Linked DNA regions of Mus musculus: regions 1, 2 and 4 are each linked to region 3. Evidence: chromatin loops called from intact Hi-C (ENCODE). Cell type or tissue: heart. All regions are shown on one strand. Region 1 holds the start of Gm38494 (a long non-coding RNA gene). Region 2 holds the start of Gkap1 (G kinase anchoring protein 1). Region 3 holds the start of 2210016F16Rik (RIKEN cDNA 2210016F16 gene). Region 4 holds the start of Hnrnpa0 (heterogeneous nuclear ribonucleoprotein A0).

The links. A loop is a pair of places that touch in the nucleus more often than their neighbours do. Peaks named below come from ENCODE experiments on the same cell type or tissue, not always from the same donor. Only the 100,000 strongest peaks of a DNase experiment are listed, where the experiment ranks them.
Region 1: a loop joins it to region 3, with 8 times the contacts of the local background. A loop is called at or near these places in 18 of 42 quality-filtered maps.
Region 2: a loop joins it to region 3, with 2.5 times the contacts of the local background. A loop is called at or near these places in 26 of 42 quality-filtered maps.
Region 4: a loop joins it to region 3, with 2.3 times the contacts of the local background. A loop is called at or near these places in 3 of 42 quality-filtered maps.

The regions. Positions count from the first base shown.
Region 1 is chr13:58,539,288-58,547,287 of GRCm38, forward strand. It overlaps Gm38494 (a long non-coding RNA gene), which reads right to left and starts at 7,190. Exons shown (of 3, transcript XR_382518.4): 1 at 6,797-7,190; 2 at 6,132-6,335; 3 at 5,684-5,930. It also overlaps the pseudogene Gm3131. In heart, a CTCF peak has its summit at 4,080 (motif pointing left); a DNase peak (open chromatin) is centred at 4,054; H3K27ac peaks cover 1,181 bases; H3K27me3 peaks cover 1,745 bases.
Region 2 is chr13:58,270,327-58,278,326 of GRCm38, forward strand. It overlaps Gkap1 (G kinase anchoring protein 1), which reads right to left and starts at 3,862. Exons shown (of 12, transcript NM_019832.4): 1 at 3,748-3,862. Gm26555 (a long non-coding RNA gene) reads left to right here and starts at 4,525. Exons shown (of 8, transcript XR_873524.3): 1 at 4,525-8,000. In heart, no CTCF peak of the experiment used is centred here; a DNase peak (open chromatin) is centred at 4,145; H3K4me3 peaks cover 2,590 bases; H3K27ac peaks cover 1,829 bases; H3K27me3 peaks cover 331 bases.
Region 3 is chr13:58,384,724-58,392,723 of GRCm38, forward strand. 2210016F16Rik (RIKEN cDNA 2210016F16 gene) reads right to left here and starts at 502. Exons shown (of 4, transcript NM_027335.1): 1 at 101-502. The coding sequence starts at 431. It overlaps Hnrnpk (heterogeneous nuclear ribonucleoprotein K), which reads right to left. Exons shown (of 16, transcript NM_025279.3): 16 at 6,409-7,693. The coding sequence ends at 7,663. In heart, CTCF peaks have their summits at 360 and 3,397 (motif pointing left); a DNase peak (open chromatin) is centred at 518; H3K4me3 peaks cover 1,052 bases; H3K27ac peaks cover 1,015 bases.
Region 4 is chr13:58,122,029-58,130,028 of GRCm38, forward strand. Hnrnpa0 (heterogeneous nuclear ribonucleoprotein A0) reads right to left here and starts at 6,528. Exons shown (of 1, transcript NM_029872.1): 1 at 3,851-6,528. The coding sequence starts at 6,285. The coding sequence ends at 5,368. It also overlaps a transcript of Klhl3 not described here. In heart, CTCF peaks have their summits at 4,307 (motif pointing right) and 7,155; DNase peaks (open chromatin) are centred at 5,873, 6,553 and 6,943; H3K4me3 peaks cover 4,102 bases; H3K27ac peaks cover 3,074 bases.

The sequences.
Region 1 (8,000 bases), 150 kb after region 3:
TAGCTCCGACTTCAGGTTTTATCTCACAGATACGGAATGCAGAGGCCCCTGGATGCTGTGCTGTTCTGACTGACCATGAGACGAGGCACGTCCCTGCGCATTGCCCTGCCTTTGGCTGTTGGGCTCATACTTACCGGTCTGCTTTGTGTTACTTACTTATGCTGTAGATTTTGAATCAGGATACTGGCCTAAACATTCAGAGTCTGGAGAATAATTTGTCAATTTGAAGTTATTTTCTATCCCTATAGAGCAGCCTGCCACCCCTCCTAGTTCAGCAGGCAATTTTAGCCTGACTAATGGGAACGACTAACTGTTCAGCGTCTCCTGATGTAGTCGTGATATGAAGCATAATACAATTTTTCCTGATGTACTCTAGTGAATACATATTATAATTTAATCCTTCAGGTATACTTTCCAGTGTGCAGATAATATGATAATGAGAGAATAAGCTTGATGGCAGAGCCTAGGGAGGCAAGGAGGCAAATAAAAGCCAAGGGCGGGCCTTCAGCTGGACTACTGGCATAGTCTCCTTTAAGGGCTACTGTTGTATGATAAAGGATCGCAGGTTGTATTTATATATTTGTGTATACTCACAAATGCATTTAGATGCATATATACACACATATATGTAGTGTATGCACATGCATAACATAATTATGTGTGCACCCATGTGTGTATCAATAATAATCAGAGGGAAGAAGAGGCTATTGCTTTGAGAATTGGGGCGGGGTGTCATGGAATGAGCTGAAGAGAGGAGACTTGAAAGGGGCCAAAGGGAGGAAATGGAAGTGATGTAATTATATTTTAATGACCATGTATAAAAATAAGGTGATAAATAGGAATGCTGTAGATGGAAGGCAACAGCTTTAAAGAGCACATTGTCCTGGACTGAACGCTGAGTTAGCTAAACTCGAAACTGAGGACAATGAGGAAGATGTGCAAGGTCTCAGCAGAAAATGAGCAGACATGAGAAGAGACGTCATCCCAGACACGGCTGTATGGCTGTGTGTAACCTAGTCATGTAGATAAATATGTACCGAGTAAGAGTGTGGAACCTTCCATGCAGGGATGTCATAGGGAACAAGACATCTTAATTTTTCTGTCTTACCAAAGGTCATTTTTCTTTTCTTTTTCTAAAGATGTATTTATTTATTTTATGTATATGAGTACACTGTAGCTGTCTTCAGACACACCAGAAAAAAAAGGCATTGGATCCCATTACGGATAGTTGTGAGTCACCATATGGTTGCTGGGATTTGAACTCAGGACTTCTGGAAGAGCAGCCAGTGCTCTTAACCACTGAACCATACAGAGGCCATCAGTGGGCAGCAGTGATGAAGGGAAGCCGTGACGCTAGCTCAGACCTGTGCTCACGCACACAGAGGACTGTGAACACGTCTGAGTGCACACCTCAGGAGGAGCCCCATGGAGACCCTGACCCATCAGCCGCACAGCCTCACTTCTTTCAATCTGAGTCCAGACGAGAGGAGTTTGGTGAGTGTTGTAATGGAACTGAATGGGCACCGGACTTCCTCCTGAGGCTGAAAAGGAGGGAGGGAGGCCAAGGATTCTCTGTTCAGGACATGCTGAACGCTCTGGGGAAGAGCTGAACTCGGGATCTTGATAGTGCTGCTGCTATCTGGTAAATCCCTTGGGCTAAGATTATGGAGTAAAGGATAAACAGACTACACATTTTTCCCTGGACACACCCAAACAGCAAATGAAATTTACACCTTGGCATAACTGCCAGAGAGTCCTGTGTTCTAGCCAGTGACTGCTGTACATGGATACATGTTTTTGTTTTTGTTTTGTGGTTTTTCAAGACAGGGTTTCTCTGTGTAGCCCTGGTGTCCTGAAACTCACTCTGTAGATCAGGCTGGCCTCAAACTCAGAAATCCACCTGCCTCTGCCTCCCGAGTGCTGGGATTAAAGGCATATGCCACCACTGCCCGGCACATATATACATGTACACACATGCACACACACATGCAGGAGTGCATGTGCCCACATACACACACACACATATGAGTGAACACACATGCATACAAACACACGCAGACATACACACATGAGTGCACACACATGCACACACATGACTCTGCAGGGAGGCACTTCTACTTGTCTCTTGTATGGTTGGTTGGCATCACATCCTCTGGTATTCAATACTGTTTATATTGACAATTTATCATGGTGATATTATGGCGACCTTTGTGTTGCCACTACATCAAGATGTTAAATGTATTAGTTTGCACCTCACAGGGTTTTTGTACGTCTGGTAAAGTCATTGGATTTGATCTGAGAAAAGTGGCTTTTTCTTCGGATAAATTTAGACAAGATCTGGGAAACCAAGGAGAAACCCGTCTGTATATGTAAAGGGTTAAGAGCAAGAGGTGGTGAGGTTTGGTGTCTGTCAATAATGAAAACATTGATTAAAAAAAACATTTCTTCTGGCTGACTCTGTAAAGAGTGAGTCTTTTCTACCAGATGGTGTGGTCTGATGTTTAAACCACATGGCATCGACTCAGTGACTCACTTTTATGCCCAGTACAATAATATGTCCCAGTGACAGACATATTCAGAAAAACGTAACACTAGATAATTCCACTGCTGTGCATCACATAGAGAACTCACACAGACCCCAGAGTGTCCTCTTGTCACAGTCGATCAGACATGGAGGGGCTGGCTACTGCCAACTGGGACACAGCTCCCTTTATTGCTTTTTAAAAACTGATCTGGGGCTGGAGAGATGGCTCAGTGGTTAAGAGCACTGACTACTCTTCCAGAGGTCTTGAGTTCAAATCCCAGCAACCACTTGGTGGCTCACAACCATCTGTAATGAGATCTGATACCTTCTTCTGGTGTGTCTGAAGACAGTTACAGTGAATTTATATATAATAAAATACATCTTTAAGAAAAGAAAATAAAAACTGTATGCGGTAGGAATGCAAACTGCGAAGATCCCCAGAGAAACCTCTCTCTTTGCACAGTGGCTTCCCCGGGGCTGCTCATTTAGAGGCCATGGGCTTGCTCCGTCGGGTAAGAGCTGTCTTACTTTATAGTCACGTGTTGGAGAGGAGCCCTCAGGGTGTCCAGAGTCTCTCATTACCCAGGTGAGGGCTGTGATCTGAGGCCCTTTTCTGCAGGGCTTAAAGCTGGATCACTTGGGGGCTTTTTTCTATGGTTTGAGTGTTTCTTCTGCTGAAGCCACAGCGCTCCTTGGACAGGGTGTCTGTCACACAGCCTCTCACAGAGGCAACAAACTGTCACGTAGCACAAGCTGCCACTGACATTTTTCCTTCCCCAACCCTGGTTTTCTGGCCTTTAGGGTAAAGAATTGTGACATGTTAAATAGACCACTGAAGTTCCCAAGAGACAAAAAAAAAAAAACAAAAAAAACTGAGCATCCATTCTGAACTAATTTGCTGAGTCATTTTAGGCACATTTATCTGCTCCGCTGTAACAGTTTCTTCTTTGGGGTGGGGGCTGCGGGGGTGGGGCTGGGGCGGGGACGACAACGACAGATAAGGCTACTATCTAACTATAGAGTAACTCACGGCTCTATAAGACTGTAGAAAGCTAAGAAGTTGTTTAAATTCCCTCATGTTTAAGTATTTGCCGTTGCGGAGAAAGAAATGGGGAAGGCAGCTCTGGGGCGAGGAGACTGGTAGGAACCAGAACGCATTTGGAGATATTTCCCCTCTTTATGAGGAAACATACATAATAAGAGAGTTCTGGGGATCTCAGAGAGTGGCTTGAAGCTTTCAGAGTTTCAGGATCCCTTCCTACACTGGAAAACTGGATTCATGCGGTTAGTCACTGGTGTTGGAATGAGACCATAGTCGAATGTGAAGGTTGGTAGTTGGGTTCCACTGTCTCGCATCTGAGCCAGGCAATTAGACAAAAGAATGGTGTTTACAGGATTTGGGGCATCAACTTGATTTGGGGCCCGATATTGGTTGGGGTGTTATTAATTTGTTATTTTGGGGGTCAGATGTCAGTCAGGCCTAAGACCAGGATAAAGGCGGTGCTCCCTGTGAAGTTATATGGCATGGCCCTCCCTGGGGTCAGTCTGCCCTCTTGTGGCCAGCTGTGGGCCTTGCCGCTGAGCACCATCTGTGCAGGCTCCTTGTTTCCGGTGGCCCTGGAGCTGGATGTGCCTGCTTTTTCCTTTCTACAGCTTAAACCTGACCTTTGTGAACGTCACCAAAGGTCTGTCAGCCATGAATCATGTTTTACCATGGTTCTCGGCGTCTGCCTGTGCCAGATCATTAGGCTTGGAAGCATTAAGTAACTTGCAATGAGGCTACTTAGTGGAACTGGGGTGCGAACCCTGGCCAGCGGACTCCTAGTGACCTTTCTACCCTTAGTACATGAAATGAAGAAGGAACACTTCCACCAAGCTCACAGGGCGCACCATCAGACTCAATATAATGATATAAGAGCAATTTCATAATGAGAGTATTTGCCCTCCCTCACCTAACTATAAATAAAATCACTATTTCAAAAATTACAGATTGCCCCCCCCCCCCGTCTGTCCTTCCTCGGCCCACAAAGCTGCTGACTTAGCAGATGGCTGGGGGATAACATTTCGACAAACACTGGGCTAGCAGTGCTAGCTAACTGCCCTAGGTCTAATATTTCAAAGTGCAGTTAGCTTGAGGACCGTATAGAAGCAGGTATTTGAAAAGATGGAGTTTTCTCTAAAGACTTGATTTTCCAGGCTGCGGAGTTGATCAGCGCCCTCTTTCTCTCCTCACCAATCTTTGTAAGGCCCTGGGACTGGATGCACACAACTAAGCATGAAGTTAAAGCGGGGTGATTCGATGAGGTGCTTTTAGCCTCTAAGTAGCTCTGGCCTCATGACATGCCCGGAACCAATGGGCATGGAGAGAACTTCCCTTCTCACCATAGCAACTGGTGCAAGCTAGTCTCCCTCTCTCTGTTTCCAGGCAGGGACTCTATACAGAGTCTATCTGTATCCTAGCAACGGGAGGATGCTACAGTTGGCTTTGGTTCCCAAATGCCCTGGAAACAAGGCTTTTCCTTCCAATCCCCCAACCCCTTTCCTTCTGTTGGTTCTCAGGTGCGGGAGCCCTTGAAGTCCTTAAAGAAGCAAGGTGGGAGGGGTTAGCCATGTTGGAGGCAGGTGTGAGGAAGTTCAGCCAGCAGGAAATGGGAAGTTTGAGCCTGGGGGAAGGGAGTGAACTGTATTCACAGAGGCAGCTTGGGAACTACTAAGTCAGGGGTGAACTGCAAGTTCTTTACTCTGTGGAATATCAGGATTTAACCCTACCTTGTCTGTGATTATAGAAGATGAAGAGTCATTGCTGCTGATCCCTGAAGTTTACTGGACAGACACATCTGTGAACCTAGTGTTCTGAATTCACTTAATCTTTAAGGCTAATTCTGTAAGGTAGAGAAATGACAGACAGACAGACAGACAGATGGGAGATAGTGAGATAGACTGACTGATAGATAAGCATCAGATGCTAATTAGGTCAGTAAAATAAAACTGAAAAGCCCACAAACTCTAACAAGTGGAACTTAATTATGTGCTAGAAGTGGCCTGTCTATCTAATGGAGGTGCGGATGAAGATTAGAGCTGAATGTTCTGGAAGATGAACTACAGATGGCTCATACACACACACAAAGACAGGGATGTATAACCTCACTTAACTAGAGAAGTTTAAATTAAAGCCACACCGCAGCACTTTTTCCTTTGTGTTAGTAAAATCTTGGCACTCGACTGAATCTTCATGGAGAGCATTGTCCTTTTGAAACAGCAAGTGACTGTGTCCTACGTTTCAGTAGCTCCATTTCCACAACGTCCCCAAAAGGTGTACTCACATGTGTGAAGTTGACAGCAGGGTGTGTGAAGGGTGCAGGAGGGTCCTCTAGACATCTATAGACAGGAGTCTGCTTGTGTGTTCCTTAGACAGGAGAGTGTGGGGAGTCAGATATTACAGAGCCCAGGGGCTGAGACAATGTCATCCCTGAGCCCAGATATCCAAAAAGGCAGAGAAGAGGCAAGCATGAGGCTGTGGATGTCATGAATCTCAGGAGTCACCTGACCAGGGGTACAGCTGGGGGTAACCAGGGGAACAAGCTGAGGATCTTGGATGATTAACTACCTTGTTGTTCTCTGTGTCAGATGAGGTGGTGAGGCCATTGCCCTAGAGTATCAGCTGGTCACCTCCTCACACGACGACGAGCTCACTACAGAAAGCACGACCTGGAGATTCAGTTTCTGTCTCCAGTCTTCACACTTGCACTGGGCCTCAGCGTGAGCTCTGCTGATCCACTGACAGGGTGACGTGTGCAGAGGCCGTTGGCTGCTGCTCCGTTTTGTGTTCATTTTGTGGAAATAAACCAAATAGACGAGTTATAAACAAATCATTAAAAAAGACAGATGCTGTGTTCAAAATCATGAAAAAGGTCTTTTTCACTACTGAAAGATAATGAAAGTTATCGTTAATTAGCAAAGAGCCCAGGATGTATCATTGAAGGATCCAGCAGGGTTGGAAGTTGCTGCCCTGCAGGACCAGCGGATCACCCTGCGTATGCGGTAAGCTGCAGGGCAGGGGTAGGACATAATGTTCTATATCTACTACGTGATGATGAAATTGCTAGCCCTCTCAAGGACCTGACTGCACACCACCCACCCTGTGGCTGCCATCACAGTGGTGAGGTCTGTGTGAACTAGGATCTTTCCCGCTGAGGGTGAGGAGTGGGGCCACTCAGACCAGAGGAAGATGCTAGAAAAGCCAGCGGTGACAGCTCTGAGCTCCGTGCTCACCTCCCAGCACAAGGCCTCCCTCGCCAACAGGGTGGATGCTGTGATGACGCTTAGCTGAGCTGCTAAAGCTTAACATGGTTTGCATCAAGAAGGTGCAGCCCTAGGGGTGGAGCCCTAGGGGAGTCTTAGCTGGTGGCTGGCGTCCTGGTCAGGAACACTTTCTCTTCTGCTAAGTTTGAGACGCGGCCCAAGGAGTCTAAGAACGCCAAGATTGCCCTCTTAAATGTTGAGCTGGAGCTGAAAGCAGAGAAAGATAATGCTGAAATCAGAGTCCACACAGTGGAGGATTACCAGGCAGTTGCTGAGCATCGCAGAACATTCTCTACGATGAAGTTAGAGCCAACGTCATCTTCTCTAGACTCCCTACTGGGGATGTGGCCACCCAGCGCTTTGCTGATGAGGACGTGTTCTGAACTGGCTTACAAAGTTGTTATGAAAACAGCCGAGCTTCTCCTCCAGCGCAGTTGTAGGAGCACAGCTCAAGGGCTTTAGGAAGTCCCCTCAGAGCCTGGTCCTCACAGACCCACTGGGGCTCGGTTTCTGTGAGGTAGCACCTGGCTGTTGTGTCTGGGTGGCATCTACACTACACACTGAGCAGGAATGTTTGCATAAACCCGTAACACAAGGCAAGTGGCCTTCTGTCAAATACCTGTATTGCTGATAAGGAGAAGGTGTTCAAGAAATTCATTTCCAGGGCTGGAGAGATGGCTCAGCGGTTAAGAGCACTGACTGCTCTTCCTAGAGGTCCTGAGTTCAATTCCCAGCAACCACATGGTGGCTCACAACCATCTGTAATGGAATCTGATGCCCTCTTCAGGTGTGTCTGAAGACAGCAACGGTGTACTCATATACATTAAATAAATGGATACATTTTTTAGAATTAAATTTTATTTTACTTTTTTACTTATTCACTTTACATCCCATTCACTGCCCCCTTCCTGGTCACCTCCCCACCTCCCCTTCTCTTGGCAGGTAGAGGTGACAGATCCCTGTGAGTGTGAGGCTAGGCGTGGTGTACATAGGAACTCCTTGGTGAAACTCAGAGAGAGAGAGAGAGAGAGAGAGAGAGAGAGAGAGAGAGAGAGAGAGAGCGCTTTCCAGTTGGTTCTTGACTCCTGGCATTCAGGAGTTAGAGGCGGGTGGATCATACTGAGTTCTAGGCCAGCCAGGGCTACATGGTAAGACCCTGTCTAAAACACAATTT
Region 2 (8,000 bases), 110 kb before region 3:
GATGTGGAATTGCTTCAATGGAGGCAAGCTAACTACTGGGCGAAGAAAATGTCCATGTTTCACCTACAGACAAATCTGTTCAGAAAGGACAAATGGATGCAAGGAAGCAGACTGCCAGGCTCTGCAAAGACAGGGGGAGCAAGTCCTTCACAACTCCTGACAAGAAGTCTGTCAGCTATAGTGAGCCACAGATGACATGGGGGATCTGTCCAGGCAGGCTGCTGTCGGCCATTTCTTTTATCTTTGGAAGCTGCATCCCAGCATTGCCTGCACACTCGGGTAACATTCATTCCTTCTCAGGTCTCTGATGGGGCTGAAGGCTAGATAGTCACAGCCTTACTATATGCATAAATTGTTTAGGATTTAAGATGATGTTCCAGGTCTACAAGATGTTTTTAGGATGGTAGTACAAGTTAAGATAGAAAGTGATTTAGATATAGAACTTGAACTCACCAGACAGGATGGTAGAATACTTTATCTAAGTTGCCAAAAATAAATGGACTGGATATTATGAATGTAACTCTTATCGAATAGTTTTCATAATTCTTCCTAATGCATGCTGTTTATTATTATTTAAAAAGCCTTTTATTCGACAAAAAGGGGAATGTAGGCATCGTGTTTTTGTACACTGTGCAGTTTACCCTGCGTTATTTAAATGAAATGCTGATTTCTCTGCCCTCATGTCTTGTTTCAATCAAGACACAGCATTGCAATACTTATTCCAAGAATTCCTGTCTAAAGTTTGTGTAAACAGCTTTTACCATTGTCAATAAATACTGACCACCCAATGGCTGGACAGAGTAGACAACAGGGTAGGAAGTACATCAACCAGAGGAAGGAGAGGGGATAAAGAGATGCAGATCAGCCCAAGGAGGATGGAGGATTCAAAGCCATAAGGAAGGGGTCTGGAGAGAGATCATGGAAACATACCCGAAGCCCAAAAAGCCACATCAGTAATATTATGCATGTATCATGGGATGGGGTTGGGAGGTAGCCAGATTAGCATAAAAGTAAAAACTGATCATTTGACTGCTCAGCTACTGAAAACTAGTTTTAAATCAATATTGTTACTCTGTGTGGTTATTGGGGACTGGAATAAAGCAAAGAAATACAGCTGCTGGATTAATTTATGGCTATATTTTTATTAAAAAAGTAATTCACTTACATTCTACAGTGATTTCTCCCACTTTCCCTGTTCTGCGAGAAAACAGACTGCTCAGTGTTCACTTGTTCCTGGAGTCTGGAATGTCTGTCTCCTCCACTTAAAACTTCTCCGTTCTTCAAATTTAGCCCCATTGCAATTCTGATCTGCCTTCTCGTTAATGTTCCTGCACTTACACTTAATTCTGTTCTTCATGGACTCTTTCAACAGCTACCACTGTATCTAGCTCCCTACTGTCCTGATTTACAAAATGCTGAACAACACAGGTCTCTTCTTTGTATTCCCAAATATATATATATATATCAATCAAGGACTTGGCACAGATATCAGCCAGTTGTAATGGGCACATCTGCAGTCTCAGTACTGGAAGGGATAAGGCAGGAAGGTCATAGGTTCAAGGCTAAACTGGGCTACACAGTAAAAAACAGTCTCAGCAAAAAAAAAAAAAAAAAAAGAAGAAGAAACATTAATTAACATTATTAACATTAAATAAGTTAATCATGACCTCAAGCTTACTGACTGAGGCTTAATTACATTCTCCAATCACACAGTGCCATACCTAAGTGTGCACTGGAATCTGTGCTCTGAACTTGAACACTGAGGGTGGAGAGCACACACCATCTAACTAACAGCACCGTCACAACGAAGTGTTTCCACAACTCATCTTTTTCCCCCTAGGAATCTTGTTTTTGTAGGAAGCTTTGGATTTTGTGTCAAACTGCTGATTTTTAAAAGGTGAGGGTGTGAGATAAACTGTTGCTACTAAGGAACAGGCCAAGCTACGCCTAGCAAGATTTATAAATGAATGACCTGTTTTCTTGAGGCCTTGGTCTCTATGAAGGGCCACTGCCATCATGAGCACCTTCTTCTATGACATCAGTGTCGGGAAAGAATTGAGCCTGGGGGAACTTAAGTACATAATTTCAGCCCTTTAAAAAATGAACAGTAGTGACTGTGTCGATCAACACTATCAACCACCTAGCTTGATCCAAAACGGAACTATGCAATGTCAATGTCATCAGTTAATATGGCCATATGCTTTGAGAGGGCAGCTCTCTCACCATGTAGCCTGCACTGGAACCAAACTCTCAATCCTCCTGTCCCAGGCTCCTGAGTCTTGGGAATACAGGTGTACACCAGTTCGTGCAGCTAGAGAGGCCTTGGTGGACTCTAACAGATCAAACACAACAGACTGAGGACTTGCGACTCCAAGAGGCCCTGGGTTTGATGCCAAGCACTGTCCCTACGAATTACAAAATGAGAGGAAAAGGAATGGCCTGGTCTCCCTCATCTTCTTGGCTGCTTGACTGTCATTTTGACTTCTTAGAACTTAAGGTTACAGGGATCGAGGACCAACGGTCCTGAAACTTTTGCTTCCAACACACTTATCGAAAATGACATAAACTTAAAGGCATACCCGGAGCTCCACCACCCCCCCCCACCCCCCCCCCCCCCGCAACACACACACTGGTTAGGTGCAGCCTTCCTTTTCTAATCCGAAGCTCTCAACTTCTGTGGGTTGTGAACTCTTAGAAACAAAAACAAAAAGCAAACTGCAGACATGTACTAAGGAATTCAGTCATGAAGTGCAAAGGTGATTTTCACTTGCACACAACGTCCCTCTGATCCACGTGTAGGTTCTCGCTCTAGAGTGATTGCTAGAAGCCCCTAGGGTTAATATTAAACAGGTGTATTTCGATCTTTAGTGAAAAATCACATTAAAGAGGCTTAGACTAACCGATTTTAGTGGCATAAGCTAGTGTAGGGAAACCCCAGGCTTTCTAGGAAGATTCTCAATACAGCATTACCATCTTTCGGCAGTTTCTCCAGTATTTCTGGAGCTACAGCTTAACTTCATTCCCGTGACAGGCGGGCGCAAGCGCCTTCACATAAACAGACGAGGCTGAAGAACAATGCTTGTGTTTTTCCAGCGCCTCTGCCTCTCGCTAGAACTCTCCACCGACATCCCTTGAGAAATGTCGCCAGTGGAGGGAGCGGGGCAGACAATGGGATAAACTTTTGCCCCGACTGCTCCGCGTTTACAGACACCCCGAGGCTGGCACCCTACCGCTGCCACCGCCGCCGCCGCGCATAGCTGCTGGAAGCCCCGACAGCAGGGGCTTGTGCGAGAGCCTGCGCATCTACCTCGGGCTGCTGGGAGGGAGGGAGGGAAGGCGAGCGGCGAGCAGCCCCTCTCTCCTCCTTCGGGAACCGAAGCCAAATCTCACGCACGAGCAGTTCCGGGTGCTCCAAAACTTGTTCGCGAAGTACCCGGAGAAAGAGCGCGGCGGGCTGGGCGAGCCCCAGCCGCTGCCGAGACGCGGTGTCCAAGCCTGCAAGCGACACCGGCGTCGGGTGGGCGCCCCGGGGAGCCCCGAACGGGCGGCCGCACCTGCTGTCACTCCCGCGGCCGGCCGCGGCGGACCAGGCCTGCGGCCCGCACTCCCCCGCAGCCTCCGCGGCCCTCCCGCCGCCCGGCCCCGCTCGGCTCAGCCCCGCTCGGCTCCGCTCCGCTCCGCTCCCCGCCTCAGGCCGCACTCGGCCGCGTCCCCTCAGCCACGAGCTGCGAGGCTCCGTAGACTCACCGGGCCTCCCTCGCCGCGGTGCGGCCGCTCCCGTCTCCCCGCCGCTCCCGCGCTACCCCCGGGCGTTGGGCGCGGGCCGCGGGGCGTCCGCAGTAACGGGCCCGCGGAGGGCGGCGGCGCGCGGAGGGCGGGGCGGGGCGGGGCGGGGCGGACCCGCAAGCCTGGCGCCCGCCGTGGCCGGCCGGCGCGCGGGACTTCTTTGCCGAGGGTCGCAGCGCGGCGGACGCTGACGCCGAGGAGAGGTCCGCGGGGGACGGACTGCGGAGGACCAGAACCACCTGCTGGAGGAGCCGCGCTACGGGGGCCGCGCAGGGTCCAAACGGCTCGCGTAGGCGGCGGCTCCGCGGTCCTCGGGGTCGCGGAGCCGGGAAGGTGGGAGGCCTTCCGGGAGGAGGCTTAGGCCGCCGCGGGCGGCGCGCGGCGGGATCGCCAGGCTGTGGGGAGGCCCGGGGGCGGAGGCGGACCTCCAGTCGGCGAGGGAGGGCGGTGCTGCACGAGATGCAAACAGCCGGACGGCCTTGGGTTCCCGCGGGAGCACCTCCGGGGCCGCTTTAGTTTTGCAAAGTTAAGCGGCTTACCGGCAAACCCGTCCGCTACCGCCCAGCCGTGCGGGCTGCCCGGCGATGTCCCGCGCGAGTCACCGCCGCGGGTGTAGACGTGGGGGACACAGTGGGGAGCGAAGCAAAGAATCGCAGAAGACGCCAGATCACCCTAGGGCCCGGTGGAAAAAGAGAATGTTACTCGGGATCCGAGGACTGCGAGCATCTTTGGGGCAGCGCGAGGGAGGAGGCTTTTGGATTTGGCCTGGGAAGAGGTGGGGTTTTGCGGGGAGACCTCGGGGCCTTGGATGGAGGCCATTGGACGCTGCGTTCCACAATGAGATTGGAGGTGTTGACAAGTGGCAGAGACGACTGAAAAATGAGGGAGGGGGGCGGCGGTGGTGAGGGATGGCTGAGTTCCAAGAGTAAGGATTGATGTTTAAGGCAATATTTGATGTTTTAGGATTTAGAAGTTTGAAGGAAGAAATGAAGGCTTTTTTTGCTTTGTAACTCCTGCAGATGTTAGAGATTGAAAACTGGCAGTCCTGTGTAGACCAGGCAGACGGTAATAACAGATGAGCTATGGGGGGGCGGGGGGGGCGGTGAGGACACACGGCTATGAGCCCCCAACACTTGGCAAGCTGATCAGAAAGTGAGTCCAAGGCCGGTGGCTACACAGAAAGATTGATCCGGGGGTCGGGGCCAAGAGGATGGGGCAAGACAAGATAAAGGAAGGCAGGAAGAATTTTAAATGATTGAGAAGTGATGTGGAGGTGCATTCTACAGGATTTGAACATCTGATTGGGAAGGGAGAAATGAGGTCTTGAGACCCGGTTGCTTGTAAGAGGGAGCGTGAACACTTGGAAGAGGAGGATGCAGCTACTTACCGGTTTTCATAGGACTGGGGTTGAAGGCAGCTAAATAGGTGGCCATAAGCAGTTGAAGCAGTTCTAAAACAGCTGAAAGAACTGCACCTGGACAGTACACTGGGTGCTGGGGAATAGTTCAGTCGATAGCTTGAGTTCTAGCCCCAGAATAAATGTAAAAGCTCCCAGCGTGGTATATCAAGCTCTGGTCCCAAAGATTAGCGGGCAGAAACAGGTGGATCCCTCGGTCTTGTTAGCTACCCTCCCACTCTCCACAAAAAGATAGCACCTGACAAATGATAACCACACCCCCTCCCAGCATGTGCATGAACAACACACACAAGGATCGGAAACTCCTCAGCTTAGTAGCGTATTGCTATAAGAGAAGGGGGCAGACTCAGTCTAGAAATACATCATCATTAGAGTCTTGCTACCCCAAAGTTGACCACATGTGTGTCACCAGCAAGTTTGTCAGAAACGTGTGGATCTCGGGCCTAACACACACCTGCCCATTAGAATCTGCAACCTCAAAGAAATTCCAAGAGGTGACCCCATCAGATTTTGGGAAGCTCAGCTCTAGATGAGGAAAGTCAACAGAGGAGGGGAGGGTGGGCAGGGAGGAAGAGAGGGACACTTGGGTAAGGCACCACAGCAGGGGACTTCAGTCTCGTCAAAGCTGGGCCAGGGAGTGTGGGTCAGAACCACACACCGTGGAGGGTGCGGGAAAACCACGTGTGTGGGTTGTGACTGGCTGCCACGATCACAACAACCGTGTTTTCACTGAGGAGGGCTTTAGAGACTCTTACTTTCGGGCTCGGGGTTGCCTAGAGACAGTCCTAGCCCTGCTCACACACTCAGGGCATGTTGAAGTAAGTGGGTGGATTGATAGATCAAGAACAAAGTGTCCCCAGAGCAAGGTCAGCTAATCGTTTATCACAACTCGTGCCCCTGAACACAGACTCCTTTTCTCAGCCCCCGCGGGTTAATGCTCCTGTGCACTATTTCCCATAGAAGATGAGCAGGAACTGTGCCTGCCACTGCCAGGTAGGACCCTTTACCTCCTCCAGGTATCCCCCGGAATTGGCAGCACCCCAGCAACGGGCCTGGAGGAAGAGCTTCCCCTTCTGAAGGGAACAACGTGGATTTGCATGGACTCAGGCGTGGTAGGCTGGAAGGCCGAGGGAGGAAGGAGCATCTAGAAGTACCGTAAAGTTGGAGCGATGGCTCAGTGGTTGAGGGTATTTGCCACTCTTCAGAGGACCTGTGTGGGTCTGATTCGCAGCACCCCCATGATGGCTCACAAACACCTGTAGCTCCAGATCTTGTGGCCATGAGTGCGGTGCACAGATACCTGCAGGCAGGCATCTGCAAACATAAAATTGAACATATAGTAAGGCTTCTAAACTGGTGCATTTGACCGGGTTGTTTTTTTTTTTTTTTTTTTTTTTTTAGAACCTGGGTCCTATAGGGAATATCCTAAACACAGCACAGTTGAGTAGGGTGCACGTGAAAACGAATCTGTAGCTGTTAGTAATGCCAGGGTGCCGGAAGTGGGCCTGGGAAGGACTGAGTGCTGCACCTCAGATCCTGAGGGCTCCCAAGAGGTAAGTCTGGTAAAGGCTTGGTGCACAGCACCTCTGGGGGTAGCTTCAAAAGATGAGTGGACTCTGGACCCTACTTCAGTCTTTGTTGTTGTTGTTCCTTTCTGGCTGTGGAGTGAGCAGCTTAGGGCTTAGCTCCCTGCCACGGTGCTCCCCACAGGCCTCAAAGCAAAGCCAAACACCAGAGCACAGGAAACTTTGAGTGAGCTAGAACTAATCTCTCTTCAAAAGCTGACCACCACCCGCAGTGGTGCTTTAATCCCAGCACTAGGGAGGCAGAGGCAGGCAGATTTCTGAGTTCGAGGCCAACCTGGTCTACAGAGTGAGTTCCAGGACAGCCAGGGCTATACAGAGAAACCCTGTCTCGAAAAACCTAAATAAATAAATAAATAAATAAATAGAAGCTGACCACCTCAACTTCTGTTATGATAATAGCTGAGTACCGGTGAAGGACCACACGGTCCAAGGTCCTTGGAAGAGAGGAAAGGGTCAAAGAATTGAGAAGCAGAAAGGGCTTTGAAAGGAATAGCCTCGTTATATTGTTTGTATGTAGCCACGCACTGTCTTGGCTCACACCACACCACACCCAACAGTGGTCCATCTCCTAAGATGGAGTTGCAGGGTGCTGGCCAGGGAGGGGCAGATCCTGTACTTAGAGGAGGTGGAGGCAGGAGGATCATGAGTTTGCTGCCAGTCTAAGCTACAAAGAGAATTTGAGGCAATCGAGACTCTGTCTCAGAGAAGTAAAAATCCACGCAAACAACATCAGCCAGCTAAGGAAATGTTGTCTAATGACATCCGGCTGCCTTCGTCTGTGTTAGTGGCCTCTGCGCCATGCGGTGACTGAGTCAGCCCGCTGAGTGGCTTTCAGAACATATCCTTGTCACTATGAAATACCAGACTCTCCCATGCGTGTGACTATATAAAAGTTTCCCTTTGCTCCTAAAGCCCCCATGTTAAAGGCTTTGTTGTTAAGGCAGCGCTGGTGGCTTAAAGAGGTAGGGCCTGGGGGAAGGCCCTTAGGCCAATGGCAGCAGCTCCTGAAGGCGGTGGAATCCCAGACCTCCCCTTATTTAGTCTTGTCCTGGGCAATGAAGTGAGCTTTACTTGGTAAGTGCTCCTGTCCAAATGCAACGGGGCCTGCCAGTCAGCCAGCCAGTCAGGGACCTCCAAAACTGAGCCAAAATTAATATGTACTCTTTGTAAGTTGTCTGAGTTAGGTACTTTCCACTGTAACACAAAGCTGA
Region 3 (8,000 bases):
GATTGGCATACATTGCTTCTGTATGTCCGGACTTCTGCTTTGGGCAGAGGTCACCTCCCGCGCCTCGCAGCACCCACCCAGGTTTAAGGCTGGCACCCACCTTGGTCGAGCGCGCGGTTGACGGCGGCGCACAGGGCCCAGTAGCCAGTGTAGGGCGTCCCGCCGTAGCGCACCGCACACTTGCTGTCCTCCCGCTCGGCCCAGAAGGAGAAGTTGAGCGAGTCCACCAGGAACACCCAGCCGAGCGCAGCCTCGTCCGCCCCGCGCGGGTTGAGCTCGTGCAGGGACTTCCACTGCTCCACGCGCCACGCCGCGGCCGCGGGCAGCAGCAGCTCGGCCGCCCTGCGCACGCCCTCGTGGTCCACGAGCACGTCGCGACTGTTCTCGGCCACGAACCTCGCCGACTCGCGCGGCGAAAGCGGTGGCCCCATGCTGTTTCGAACCCGGAGCCTCGGCCTCCGCCAGGGCCAAGCACTTGCGCCCACTTCCGGGTCTGAGGTCCGGAAGTTGCCCTGCGGGAAGCTTCCGGCCGGCCTCTGGGACTCCTTGTGTTCGGCCGTCGTGTTTCTTGTCGCGTCCCCGTCGCACTCCCGTCTTTGAGGAAGGCTTGGGATCGCGCGGGGCGTGGGGACTCTGGTTGCTGCCCGGCGCCACCCCGAGGCTAGGTGCCTCGGAGGGCCGCTCAGCACACCCCACACTTCAGAGGCCGAATGAAGGTTTAGGAGTCACTGGAACATTGACTGCATGAGGGAACAGTACAGTTAAACCTTGCATCTGACGCCCTTGCATCCAACAGGAGTGATGGTGATCCCAGGTTTGCAAGGAAAGGGAAATGATTCCAGGAGGAGGTTCCCCACCACCAAGCAATGGCCTAGATTGAAATGTATGCCTGTGTTTGTCTGTCAGACTAAATCAAGGGAACTGTCTGAACCAGACACAAACGCCAGTCGTTCTGACGGTCAAGGTGTGTCACAGCAAGACAGTGCAAAAGTCCCTCCATCTTGTACTCTTGCTGAGGCGGTTCCAGGTTTAACTAGAATCTGATCTTGATGAAGAGTCCCGTGGGTAATTACCCAACTGTATTCAAGGAGCCCAAAGGTCAGCTAACTTATCTTAGCTAAAAGATCTTGCTTTCTGGGAAGCCCTCGTACAGCTGCAAAGCAAAGTACCCGGGTGTGATTTCTTGCCTTTAAAAAACTGTTGATCTGGACAGTTGGAACCACACCTCCTAGGTCTCTGAATACCTACCTGGGTGTGGTCCCAGCCAGCTGGAATAGACTTTCAATTGATTATAAACTGTGTGACTAGTCATCTCTATAGGGTTACCTGGAACAAAGTAGGAATTATAAAGTATCAACCCAACCCCTAAAACTTAACATACTTAAGATACATTGGTCAATGTTGAAAAGATGCCTGGAGATGCAGAATCAGTATGAAAGTATGTTTTTATTATCTGGGCGTTTCTCATTGTTGTTCTGAGGCAAGGCCTCTGTGGCCTTGGATCACCTGGAATTTACTATGTGGACCAGCTAGACTCAAACTCATATAGATCTACCTGCCTCTATCTTCTCAGTGCTAGGATTGAAGGCATAGGCCACCATACGCGGCTTTGTTTTTTCTTTTAAATACTGATTTTTCTATCCTGCAATTTTGCTTTAATTAAAGAGTTTCCTAGTAGATTCCATAAAGGTCTTTTTAGAAAAAAGTATTTTTATTTTGTGTATGAATGTTTTGCCTGCATGCATGTATGTGTTCCATGTGTGTGCCTGCTGCCTGCAGAGGCTAGAAGAGGGTGTTGGAGCCCCTGGAACTGGAGTTACAAGATATTGGGAACAGCCATATGGGTACTGGGTTCAGACCTGGGTCCACTGGAAGAGAAGCCAGTACTCTTAACTTTGAGGGCATCTCTCAAACGCCTCTATAATGTCTTATAAGTATAGAAACACATCATTTGCAAGTAGGAATAGTTCGATTCTTTTCCTGTTTCCTTTTTTATCACTTACTTTGGTCTTATTTCCATAGCTAAGACTTCAAAGAGTATCCTGAAAAACTAAGGAGGATGGGCAGCCCTGTCTCATTCCTGAATTGAGAACAGATGCTCTCTCCACTTGATTTTTGGCTATAGGTCTGTTGTAATAGAGCCTCTATTAGTTTGAAGCATGAGCCAATCTATCCTAACACCTCCAGCACTTTGACCACAAAGCCATGTTGAACTGTGTCAAAAAGACCTTTCATCAGTGAGATTATGTACGTGGTTTCTGTTTTTAAGTTTGTTTATATAGTGTATTGCATTTATTCATTTACCTGTGTTGAGTCAAACTTGCCTCTCCATAAAACACCCTAGTTGGTCATAATATTTGATCTTCTTAAATGTATTTCTAAATTCAGTTTGCAAGTATTTTGTTGAGTCTTTGTGTCTATGTTCATTAAAGAGAAGATGTCTGTAGTTTTAAGTTGTTATTCCTTTGCCTGGTTTTGGTGTGAGAATAATACTATATTTGTAGAATGAACTTGGTAGTGTCCATTCACTTTCTATTTTATGGAATAGAACTGGTATGAGATCATCCTTGAAAGTTTGATAGAATTCAGTAGAGAATACAAAAGCCAGTAATATACTGTGTCCTAAAACATATTTTGCTAGCAATGATAAAAAAAATCAAAGACTGTAAAATAAATTACAAAGCAAATATCAGATAAAGTAAATGTCAAACCAAAGCTATCTAGAAAATATAAAAAGGGTGATACCACATATTATGTCAGGAATGATTTATCAAGAGAAATACTTCATAGGCTGAATGTTGTAATCCCTAGTTTCATAAAGCACATAATTTGAAGTATATACAGTGCTTCATAGGGATTGACACAGGAATAGTGGGAGCTTCAATGACCTGCTTTTACAGTTACATCTCCCAAATAAAAACTAAGCAAATAAACATCAGAGCTAAAATACATTATGGAGTAACTTAACAGAAATATACAGGACATCGCACCCAACAGACCAAAAATACACATTTTTAAAAATCTCATCAGGATATGATACCTTCTCTAAAACTAGTATCACAGGACAAAACCTCAACAACAATGACAAAATCCATATTATAAAATGTATTTTTGAACAGTGAATCATTCAAGGAACCAGGAAGATTTTTAAAAACAAAACAACCCTCCTAGAGACAAGTGAAAAGGAGAACACAACTTCTGGGAACCTCTGGGACACAGCCAGGAAAGTTTCCCAAGTTTATAGTGACAAGTAACCTGAGAAGTGGCTGGAAAGATAGCTCAGCAGTTAAGAGCACTGGCTGCTTTTCTAGAGAACCTGGGCTTACTTCCTAAGTCTACATGGTGGCTCACAAGTGTTTCTAACTGCAGCTCCGGGTGATGTTGCCCTCTTCTGGCTTGGGAGGGTAAAGCACCAAGTGCACACTAGACGTTATCAAGATTTTATCTGCCATCTATACTGGCTTTTACGAAAGTTTTGCTATGGAGTTCAGCTGACATTCATCAAAGATGGGCATCATTCAGAAGCTCTAAACAGCAGCCTCTTGACGGCGGTTACTGCTCGTGCTCCTACGTTCTGTAATGATAGACTATGGCAAGCACTTCAATAGTTTAGAAGTCACATGTAGTGGGGCACATGCCTTACTCCCAGCACTAGAAAGGCAGGAGACAGGTGGAATCTCTGTAGGATCAAGGCCGGCCTGCTCTACATAGTGAGTTCCAGGACAGCCACAGCTATGTAGAGATCCAGTCTCAAAAATGCAAAAGAAACAAAGGAAACCAGAGGATAAAAGAAAGTTTCACAGGTGAAAGCAGGATGACCAAGGCCAATCGTTACAAACCAAACTCAAAGACACATGTTCTCTCCTTCCCCTCAAAGCAGCCAACGTTTTCCACCTAACCATCATCTTCCACAGTCTTACCACTGTATCTACTTAAATTCTGAATCCATTCCTGAATTAAGTCATTGAGTACTTCATTCATTTAGTCTTCCTATCTTCTAGTTTCTGGAAATGTCCCACAGAGGAAGATCTTTAAGGGTATGTCTTACCCATCTCAGTATCTCTTCACCCAGACAAAATCAGTCAGCCCTATGAACATTTTATATTTTCCAATATATTTGCAAATATAGCCACCCCAACTCAGACTAGTTCCTCATTTAAAAAATTTTTATTATACTATATTTTATACTGTAAAGTAGTAAGGAAAGTTTTCAGAAAACAAATAGGATAGGTCAAATACACTCCAGGAGAGGGCTGGGGGCTAGCTCAGTACTCATGGATCTACTTCTCAGACATAATTGTCTGAGTTTGTCTTCAGGTCAGATTTTTTTTTTTCCTTAAATGAAATTATTAAACTTGAAGAAATCATGTTTGTACAATGAAATTGACAGTGCCTACTTTTATAACTGCTGTTTAGGGTCCCAAATATTCCCAGATATTATATAGAGATCAAGCCACATGCTTGAGAACATATATACACACATAACAAGTCATCTGGAGTACACAGTGCAGCAACAGAGACAGGAAAAGACCTTGCCTCAAAAACCAGCTGGAAGGAGAAAAAAACAAACAAACAAAAACCAGTCTCTGCCCTCCATGTCAGGCCCTCACTCAGTCTCACAAGGGGTGGGTGGGAGAGAAATAGCATGTTCATTACTATGGGTGTCTTATGGGTGTCATGAAACACCTGACAAGAAAACTTGGGAGTACTTCTTTTGGCCTAATTTGAAGAGTCTATCATGGCAGCAGGAGGTTGAGCTAGCCACTCAACTGTTTGCAGTCAGGAAGCAGAAATGACTATGGTCAGCTCACTTCCTCTCTTTATTCAGTCTGACTTGATAGGAAGGGGTACTTGTATTTTAGCTGAGTCTTCTCATGTCAATTTACCCAATGTAGACTATCTCCCATAGGCAGTATTCATCATCACACCTAGGAATGTAGTCCTTCCACAAACTGCTTTAGTTGAGATATAGTTTTATTTACTTCATTTGAAGGGGTCACATGTAGCCATGGCTAGTCTTCCAATTCCTTCCTGTTCCTACCTCTTCTGTGCTATGTAGTAAACCTTTGTATTAAAACCTTTTTAAACGTACACTGAAATCTCACTTTTGTTAAACCAATTTAAGTTTTTTGTATGTGTATGAGCACTCTGATCATCTCTACAAGCGGAGATCAGGACAACTTTGTGGGTTCTGGGGACTATACTCAGTATCAGAGGCTTGTGTGACAAGTGACTGCTAGCCCATGGTTTTGATTAACTAGCACCTTTATTTTTGTTGGTTCTAATAATGCAATTTGAGAAACACTGCAATATTGCTAATAATACTGTAGTATCTCATAACTGTGCCAGGCTTGGTGGTGGTGTACAAAACTATATTCTCTGCATTCAGGGGCCTGAGGATCGTAGTTTAAAGGCCAGTCAAGGGGATTGGTGAAATGGTACACAGCTAACCTGTCTTTAAAAATAAAAAATAAAATTAAAAAAAAAAAGAACCATCTTGGTAGATGTTTAGATTTCCCAAAAGCCCTGTTAGTATACTTGAGAGGCTAGTAGAAAAGTTCAGTTGGTGAGAAGTACTTGCTGTGAAACTCAAGAGTTCCTAGCACCCAATAAAGCCAGGTGCAGAATGAGCCTGCAATCTGTGCTAAGGGCAGAAAGCAGGATACTGAGACACTTGCTGGCCAGTTATACTAGCCAGCTAGTTTCCAGTGAAGTGAAGCAAAGCAGGAAGATCTCTGGCCTCCACACTCCATGTGTAACCTCTCACCAACAGACACACAAATTTTTTAATCTTTCCATCTTTAAAGCTTCAATAAATCATAACAATTGCTTTGAAGATACATTTTAGTTATTGCATTCATTTTTATTTCCCTGTTCAAGACTTGCTACATATTCCTTGGCTGACTTAAAACTTCAGTGACCCACCTGTCACTACAGTCCTCTGAGTTATAGGTGTGCACAATCCTGCCTTGTTGACCTGGTACTGAACATAAAGGCCCCAAGCACTCAATTAAGCCACTTCCTTTAACCCCGTGGCATTCCTAGTCTTTAGCAGATTATGTGCTCTTTCACAAACTAAGTACGCCACCATTCCCTCTAAAGCCCTTGGGATGCAATACTTAGCATGGGTTGACAAAAACCTGCTCATTCTTATACCAGTCTTATTCATGACTCCACCTTATTGGAGCTGAAGGTAGGTAATTCTGAGAATATGTGAACCAGCTAATTGCTCACCGCACTACAATGCAGAAAATAGATTACACTTGAGGCTTGTATAATGACTCAAAATGATTTAGCACTAACAGGTTGTCTAAATAATTACCTGAATTTTCTATGCACTTTAACCAGACTGTCTCTAAGTGCTAAAAAAAAAACCAAAAAACAAAAAACACTTCACACACACACACACAAAACCCCATAATTTAAGATTACTGTATTTCCTTACAAGAGGAACACTTCAACAAACTTTACATGTATTAATCAACCCCTTTTCAAATTGGGCACACGTCATAACTAACATCATGGAAGTTTTATTTAGATGTGGATTTTGAACTATCAATACAGATGCCAAGTTACTACACAAAACATCCACAGGAACTTTTTCCATTTTTTTCGAATCGTTCACAAACATTTCCTACATAATTCAACACACAACAGAGAAATGGTACATCTTTTTTCTTTCATTGTGCATACAATGGAAAAACAAGTATATATATATATTTTTACAAAGTTCAACTAACAAGACACTAGCAGGTTGACAGCTTTAAGTCTATAGGTGAGAAATTATCTAACAAAAATAACCAGGATTTATTCAGCATCAGCCACTTCCATAACCAAGTTTACTCTGGTTAATAAAGCTCATTGCCCATCAGGCTTCTGGCATATACTTAAGATGCGTAACTCTTGTAGTATTGCTCCCCACCGCAGTTCTCCACAACTAACAGAAAACTGTTGAAAAGTAGTGGCAAACATTTGCAAAAACAAACAAAATCCCAAGCTTATTATAAGCATGAATATGTGATGGAAATTTATCAAGCCAAGTCTTTCCAACCATTAAGAAGTCACCCAAACTGAGTTTGCCAATGTATTTTGTCTATGTCCAAGAGGTGCACTTATATCCAACAGAGGAGCTGCTGAAAATCAAACTTAGTGTTTAGTTTAGGGGTGGGCTGGAAAATTCAACCACCATTTGAAATTGTCTTAAAAAAAAAAAAGACCACCAAAAATAGATTCACTAAATTTATTTTAAAAATCATAAAACGTTTCTTACAAAAGAGCATTACATTCTGCACACTGCTCTGAACAAATGCCAGGGACATGTGGACTATTACTTTCCTCCCTGTCCCACCCCCCAATGTTACAGTGACCACAAAGTAAGGTGTTCACAATAATTACATGGGGGGAATTTTTTTTAAAACCACCAACAATGAACAAAAAATAAAAGTCACTCACTCTGCTGCTGTTTCAAAATTTCAATGTTAGTTTTTGCATGCCCTCCCCCCAACCCTGTTTGTAAGGAACTAAAACATTACATCTGGTGAACAGCAAAGATTTCACTACACCTCAAATGCAGAACACCTATGAAGCAGAGGAATGTTGGCTTTTTAAACAGAAGCAGATAAAAAAAAAAAGATGCAGGACTCCTTCAGTTCTTCACTAGTCTTAGAAAAACTTTCCAGAATACTGCTTCACACTATAAAAAAGAAAAAATATCTTGCATTAGAATCCTTCAACATCTGCATACTGCTTCACACTATAAAAGAAAAGAAAAAAAAAGTACGAATTAGAATTTTTGTTCAAAACATCTTAATCAACATTAAGACAATTTCAATGATAAATTAAAATGATAAACATGTCCATTACAATTAGAAGAACTTTTAAAGAGCAATAGCAACTATAAATTAAAGCAATGTAAAACTCAAGAAAATGTTAATAGACAGTAGTAGTGCAGGGTTAAGAAAATGAAACTGGAAGCTGTTAATACTTGGTAGGAAAGACAA
Region 4 (8,000 bases), 260 kb before region 3:
CTGGCTAGCTTCCTGTCCAGGCTCACCTTGCTTCCTGGCTAGCTTCCTGTCCAGGCTCACCTGTCCAGGGCACCACCCATGGTGGGTTGGACCTTTCCCATAACAACATCAACTAAGATAATCCCACCGGGATTTGCACACAGGCTAATCTGAAGGAGGCAATTCTGATGCAGGCTCCCTCCTCCCAGGAATGTCAAGTTGACAACCATGTTAATCATCCCAGAGGCAAAATCTTTACAACGGCCTACTTCCCAAACCATAATCTGGTGCTCCCACCTCACTGCCTACTCCTGGGCCCCTCCTTCCCTCAACTACAGCCACCCTAGTCAACGGCTAAATTAAAATCTTCCGTATTAATTTAGTAAGAAACTGAATTCAGATCCTAAGAAGACCCATGGTACTCTAGACCTGAAGCTAGTAGTTCAAGCTCACTTACTACTTTTTGAACCATCTTGCTGCTCCAAAACTGACATGACTAGTTTACAAAGGAAATTCCCAACATACACGCCCTTTCAATTACAGAAAACTGACCTGCGTTTTCATCAGAAACTGGTGAAGAGTCAAAATGAGGAGACCAGAAGACCCTGTGAATCACGGAGCCCGTTCTTTCACAGGGAACCTCAGACTATCTATCAGTTACTGTGGGATATCTAGGATATGTCATTTTTTTAGACCTATTAATTTGTGTGTGTGTATGAGTATTTGCCTGCGCACATGACCGTGCACCGGGTGCGGGCCTGTGTCCTTCAGAGGTCAGAAGAGGGCACTGGATCTGCTAGGACCAGAACTATTGACAGTTGTGAGCTGCCATGGGAATGCTGGAGATCGCCTCAACAGCAACACGTCCGCTCCAGCCCCTGCTGCCGTTGCTCACTAAAAGTCTCAGGTGACTGCTATTTCCAAAATTAAATAAATTAGTCTGCACCCTAGAGCCGGTTTGCTATTATTAGTCTTGGCAAAAACAATAGAATTTAAATGGCTGGGTTTTTTTTTTTTTAACGGTCTCTGTGACCTCATATTCAAAAGGGCCAATGACATAAGGAACCCAATCTATCATGCTCTGCATGTCAGCTGAGCAGTGGGACTGTCCTCTGTGGCTTTGTAAAGCTAGTTCAAACACCCGTCACGTTTCCCCGTAACAGAGCCCCTCCTGTCTATAGGCCCAACACAAATGCCGGAACTCTCATAATTGTTTAAGTTCTCATCATCCAAACAAAACTATGGGTGTCTTAAGAGGAAAAGGCTGGCCCCTAGTCAGCTTAGTAAATCTGTTGAATAATTACCGAGAATGATCTCAAAATCCTATCAAATCATAAGAGATCGAAACAATTCCATAGTCTAGGAAATAAGCTGACTTACCAGGTTAAACAGCAAACGGACGTTCTCTCAGTCTACAGATTCACCCCTCTGACCCAGGGTAAATATCACCCAGCTCGTCCAAGTCTGTTAATTCTCCATCCTCTTGAGAAAGCTTCATGATACAAATATCTGGTAAATCATTTACAGATCAAGCAAAGGCTAATGCTAACATCTATTAACATACCGGAACAGTCTGCCCTTCTAAGCAGGACAAAACAGTGTCCACTGTTCTGACCTCACTCTCTCACACCTTCAGAAGGGCAGCCGAGCAATCTGGCACTCAGAAGGCAGCGGCAGGCGAATCCCTGAGTTTGAGGCCAGCTTAGGACTATGTATGTGAGAGCCAGCTCGCCCCCCAAAAAAACATTTTTAAAGCTGCAAGATTCCTATCTCCTATTTTTTAATACTTAATAGTAGGCAAACTGTTTAAGTTATGAACCTGTAGCCTGGTGCAACAGAGATAATAGGACCTCGTCATAGAATGAGAACTGGAATCAGAAATAACACACATGAACTCTTAATTACTTCTTAGGTTTTCAAGGAACTTTTTATCGAGTGGGTGGGAATATGTCATTTTTCATCGTTGAGAGCAGGAAAAAAAGGAAGAGTACCTCGAGTCATCTGCTATGGGGCCCTGAGCAGAAGACAGGAGAAGATAGTCCCACTTAGCCGGTAGTTCTTGGCTGGTCCTTCCAAAAAGCCCAAAGAGCTATCTATGATCCTAGCACTAAGAATGCAGGAGGACGCCCAAGAATTCAGGGCAGCCTGGTCTACATGGCGTTTCAGTCAGCTAGGGACACACAGCAAGAAAAGGAAGTAGGGTGTGGGGAGCAAACCAGGCCAAAATAAGGCTGAGAGATTCTCCCTATCACACTGACACTAGAATTGGAAGAAACTATCAAGTGTTGATGTTAGACAGGTCACACCCATAAACAAGGTAAAAGGCAGGCAATGCTCAGACCCACCACACCCCACAGCACACTTTCAATTAGCAGGCACACAAGAAACAACCTAAAATGCAAGTGATCCAAACCAAGAGTGTAAGCAGCAAAGTCTACAATTCAACACTCCTGTCACTTGTGGTCTTGAGGCAGGGAACCCTAAATTCCCAATTCCCAGCCAACCTCGGTCTGTCTTTCCTAAAATCGAGAATCCACACTACGGTATAGCACTTTATGAATCTCAATCACTTCTAAACTTTAAGCATTTGAAACTCTGGGGTCTGGAGATGGCTCAACTTTTGAAGAGGACCCCACACCTGGCAACTCAAAATCCCCCATAACCCAGCTCCATGAGGTTTAATTCCTTCTGGACTCTCTGGAAATCTGCACTCACACACGCAGCTTCCCTTTTCTCAAAAATACGGTTTAAAAAAAAAAAGTATTACCATCTTTAAAGATGTCCCAGGCCTGTCAGAAATGGCTCAGCTGGTAAAGGCACTTGCAGATCCCCAAACCCAGAAGGCAGGAGAGCAGACTTGCAGTGTCTTCCAAGGGTGCTGTGTGAAAGGCATGTGCTCACACACTCACACAAAAACTAATGTAAGGTCCACACTATCTTTTAACTAATGGTTATTTTAGAACTTAAAAGTCTTTAAAATACAAAGAGCTTCACACTGGAGCAACTTTTCATCTTGAAAAATCAGAAAATACCCAAGCATGAAAAACTATTCTCAAAAGGAGTGGCAAACTCTATCACCATCTCCTGTCAACTAAGCTTGACGTCCTCTGCTGAGATTCTCACAGGTGAACCAAGACATCAAGAAGCTCCACATGCCAGAGGCTGCTAGGGGAAACACAGTAAGTGCTTACAGAAACATTGTTTTCCTTTCCTACTATTCAAGTACATCCATCACTAAGGGTGAACACTGAGCTGTTAATGCACCAGGAACTGTTAGCTAAGTCACTATTACTAAAACTAGTCACCTCCCAATACCTACCAGCTCAGTCTTCATCCAAAATAACCGGGGAAAGTCTGAGGTAACATGTAATGAGTTTTAGGTCTTTTCCTGTATCCTAGAGGGACCCCCCCCCCCCACCAAAGCCTGCATTAGATCTTCAAGTGTAGTTTCAAGCAGGAATTTAAGGGAAGCAAGCAATTGTGAGCAAAGAACTTCATCCAACTTTTTTTCTTCCACAGCAAACACACCCCTATACAGTGTTAAATACATGACCCAAACATCAGCTATCACTCACTACACTTACCAAACTAGCCAAACATAAATCCTCTTACCTCTTTAAGAACCTTAGTACTTACAATATTTTGGCAAGAATCAGATCTTAGGAATTATTCAGTGACAACTTAAAATGTGGGGTTCCAACATTAAAATATTTTAAAAGGTAAAAAGAAAAATCTTTTCTGAAAAGCTTGATGCCATTAGGCTTTAGGCTTCCAAAATCCGAGTCAAATTTTTACCATCTCGTCAAACCCAGTAAGATAGCAGGTACTCTGAGCCCACCCACCAGGTTATACATACTCTCACTCAATCATGTAAGAATTGAATTCTTTATTTGTGATATCCATAAACGTTGCTATTCTATGTTTCTATCCAGGAAGGCATTTTCTTCTATTATCAGTTTTTGTTTTTTTTTTATAAACAACAACTTGAATTCTATTGCATGAAGGGCTACAAATACACGTTAACCAAGCAGAATACAGATATTTTGTTTTACAACTTGCACCTAAAACCCCAGTACACACAGCTGCTTCAGTAGCTACCGGAGCAGTTTGGGGCTACTGCCCAAGCTATGCATAGCAGTTTACATGTTCAAATCTCACGTAGAAAAAGTGACTGATGCGGGCTGTTAACTACACTCCCGGGAAGCCCGTCTCAGCTACAAGTAAATGTGGACCTTTCAAGTCTGCAGAATTCTGATGGCAAACTGCTAAATCTGATGAAATTGTCCTGAACAAGTAAGTTGGGTTTTTCTTAACCAACCGTCTTGCAGCTATACTGCCACTCTACCAGCAGATGGTGCTACATCCGTTGGACTTAAAAGAGGACAAAGTTCAGACTTAGGGAAGAAACGCTTTTTTTAAACCTGCTCTGAAAATACATTTAAAAAAAACTCATTTAGTGTTAGGGTAAAATAGAACCCTTATTTGTAACCATTCATTACAGACAAACCAATAAGGAAGAAACTAGGTCACCTAAAAAAGTTTTAAACAGTTTATATGAATGAGAACACATGCTTTAAACACAAACTATTTTTTTTAAACTACACAGTACATGTTTTGAAGTAAATTCTCATAGAAAGAACCAACCATGTCAAGATGATAAGCAAATCGCTTATTACAAAGAGATGGATGCACAGGACTAAACAGCCACATCCACCACTTCAGAAAGATTTTGTCTGTAAAAGGTAAATTCAACATCACTAACTGGGCAAACAGGAAGGGGAAAAAAAAAAAAAAAGAGCCCACAAGACCTCCTTTAAGCGTCTCGAAGTACACATCAAAACCTAACAAAAATATCCTTTAAAACGGTAAGGAGTGGATCCTAGGAAAAAAAAAATGTTAGACATGTACGGTCAAACACAATGATTTATTAAAAATAAAACGTAAAAATGATTTTTGTACATATGCTTCCAAATTCCAGGCATGGGATCCAAGTAGGTTTCATAGAAAACGCTGTAGCCAGGTATCAAGTCCTTACAACAAAGTAAACTACCCTCCCGCCCAACCCCCACCCAGGTGTTGCTACAGAATCAGCAAGTTCACTCCCGCCCGCCCACCCGCCCCCCCAAAAAACACAAATTAAAACAAGACATTTTTTTGCTAGTATAAAAACGACCAAGGTCCAAGTAATAATAAAAAAATAGAGTCCATCAATGACTGTAACACAAAAATGTGTGTGTGTGGGGCCGAGTCCACCTTCAGGGGGGGTAACGGGCAGGCAAGCGGGGGGTGTCGTGCCCCCCAGGGTGAGCGGCTTCCCCCGAGGGCACCTGGGGCGGGCGCGGAGGGCGACGATGGCCGCGCCCGCCGCCGGCATCCGGAACCCGGCTTCTAGAACGAGCCTCCGCCGTAGCCGCCGCCGTAGCCGCCTCTGTACGGTCCACTGTTGCTGCGGCCGCCCCAGCTGCCGCCGCCGCCGCCGCCTCCGCCGCTCTTCATCGGCCCGTACGAGGACTGGTGCTGGCTGTAGCTGCCGAAGCCGCCGAAGCCGTTGCCGTAGTCGCTGCCGCCGTATGAGCCGCCGCCGCCGCCACCGCCCCCGTAGGCGCCGTAGCCCCCGTAGCCGCCGTAGCTGTTGTAGCCGCCGCCGCCGCCACCGCCGCCCTTGGCCAGCCCGTTCTGGTCTCGGCCGCCGCCGCCGCCTCCGCCGCCGCGGCCCCGGCCTCCGCCGCGCCCGCCCCGGGCCGCCCGCGCACCCCCGCCGCCCGCGTGGATATCCTCCTTGGGCACCGCCTTCTTCACCTCCACGCGGTGGCCCTGGATCGGGTGGAACTTGACCACCGCGGCCTTGTCGGCCGCGTCGTGGCTCTGGAAGTAGACGAAGCCGAAGCCGCGCTTCTTGCCCGACTGCTTGTCGGCAATGATCTCCGCCTTCTCCACCGCGCCGAACTGCGAGAAGTGCTCGATCAGGTCGCCCTCCGCCACGTCGCCCTTGAGGCCGCCCACGAACAGCTTCTTCACCTTGGCGTGCGCCCCGGGCCGCGCCGAATCCTCCCGCGACACGGCGCGCTTCAGCTCCACCGTGTTGCCGTCCACCGCGTGCGGCGACGCGGCCATGGCGGCATCCGCCTCCTCCACGTTCGAGTAGGTCACGAAGCCGAAGCAGCGGGAGCGCTTCGTCTGGGGGTTCACCACCACCACGCAGTCCGTCAGCGTCCCGAAGGCCTCGAAGTGGCCGCGCAGCCCCGACTCACTCGTCTGCACATTGAGGCCGCCGATGAACAGCTTACAGAGCTGCGAGTTCTCCATGTCGGCCGCCCGGGCCCTGCCCCCGCCCTGCGCGCTCCGCCGCGTCGCCGTCGCCCGTTAGCGGTCGCCGAGGCCTCGTCCGAGCCCGGGCCCGGCCGCCGCCGCCACCGCCGGCGGGGAAGGGGCGGGAGGGGGAGGGAAGGGGCGCGCTGCCGGCCCGAGGGCGAGCCGAGGACGCTGGAACCCGACCGGGGCCGCCGCGGCCGCCACCTCCGCTCCCCTATCGGGACACCACACAAAGAGGCCGCTGAAGGCGCGCGCACCCTCCCCGCGCGGTGCGTCACAAGCGACGCCGGGACGCCGGCCAATCGCCTGGCCGCTCGCCTTGGTCCCGCCCACCGCGCCGCAGCGCCGCTCTCGGTCGCGGCCTCCCCGCCCTCCGCGGTTTCCCCACCACCCCGGTCCGGGCCTGGGGCTCCTCGGCGACCGCCGCTCCTTCCGCCTCCGCGCTCGCACTCGACGCGGGGCCGCGGGGCCGCGGGGCCCGGGAGACCGCCCGCCAGAGCCCTCCGCGCGTCTCCGTGGAGCGTTTCCTGGCGACCGCGCGGCTGTTCCCGCAGTCGTCCCTCCCTCCCTCCCCTCGCCGGATGCCCAGGCCCAGCTCCGCAGTGGCGTTCGCGCCAGCCCCTTGAGGGACGTGACCTGCCGGCCAATCAGCGGCTGCTCCTCAGACCCACTTCCGTTTTCCGCTGCCGCGGGACGGGCGCGCTCCTCTCGAGCACTGGCCCGGCGCCTCCCGTGCGGAACCCTCTGTCGCCCGCACGCTTCGTCCTCGCGGGAATTCTGGCCGTTCCCAACGGATCAGCCCGGGTGGCCCCCGCGCGGACTTTTTAAAAACTTGACTGTTGGGGGCCGGCCCGCACCCGGCGTCGGCTCCCCTAGGGGCGGCACAAAGATGGAGGGCCTCGGCCTGACCCCAAGGCGGTTATTGGCCGTTTACGGTGGGCTGGTGGCTCCATTAATCCAATGCGACTCTTGCCCCGTGCCACTCTGCCCGCCGAAGCAAGCCCATGAGAGGGAACACCACCAAAGCCCTTGAGACCGGGTAACCCAGACCAGGCCCGAGCCAGGCCTGCGGTAGCCGCTGGCGATGCTCCGCCCTGTGAACTCAGCAGCGAGCTCCTGCGGACATGTTCCTTGCGAGCCACGCAGGATTTATTCGGCCCCATCCTTACACTGCTAGCCTTGAGCCAGGCTGACCTCGAACTCCCAAGCACTAGATTATAAGCATGCCCTATGAGATTTCCTATTTTTATTGCCTTCTCACCGCCATCCCAACTGTGGTTTGGGAATTAAACCCAGGGGACTTAACTAGAGTTGGAGCAGTGTCCCCCGACACGTCCTATCCCCATTCTGTCCCGTTACTTCTCATCTCCCTCATCTGGTGCACCCCTGTGACCTGCAGCCAGCAGCTTCTACTGGGCTGCCAGCTTCGTGAATATGAACAGCCATTTTGCCAACTTTATCCATATAACTAGATTTTAAAAAAAAACTGTCAGGGACTGTGCTTAGTGTTCACGGATAAGATCTCAATTTCTACAGTGTCTTAGGGTTGTAGAAATAAGGCAAGCTGGGAAGGAACGGCCTTATTTGGTTTACATTTCCAGATCATAGTCCATCACTGGAGGAAGTCAGGACAGGAACTCAAACAGGACTGGAACCTGGAGGCAAGAGCTGATAGAGGCTGTGGAGGGGTGCTGCTTGCTAGCTTCTAG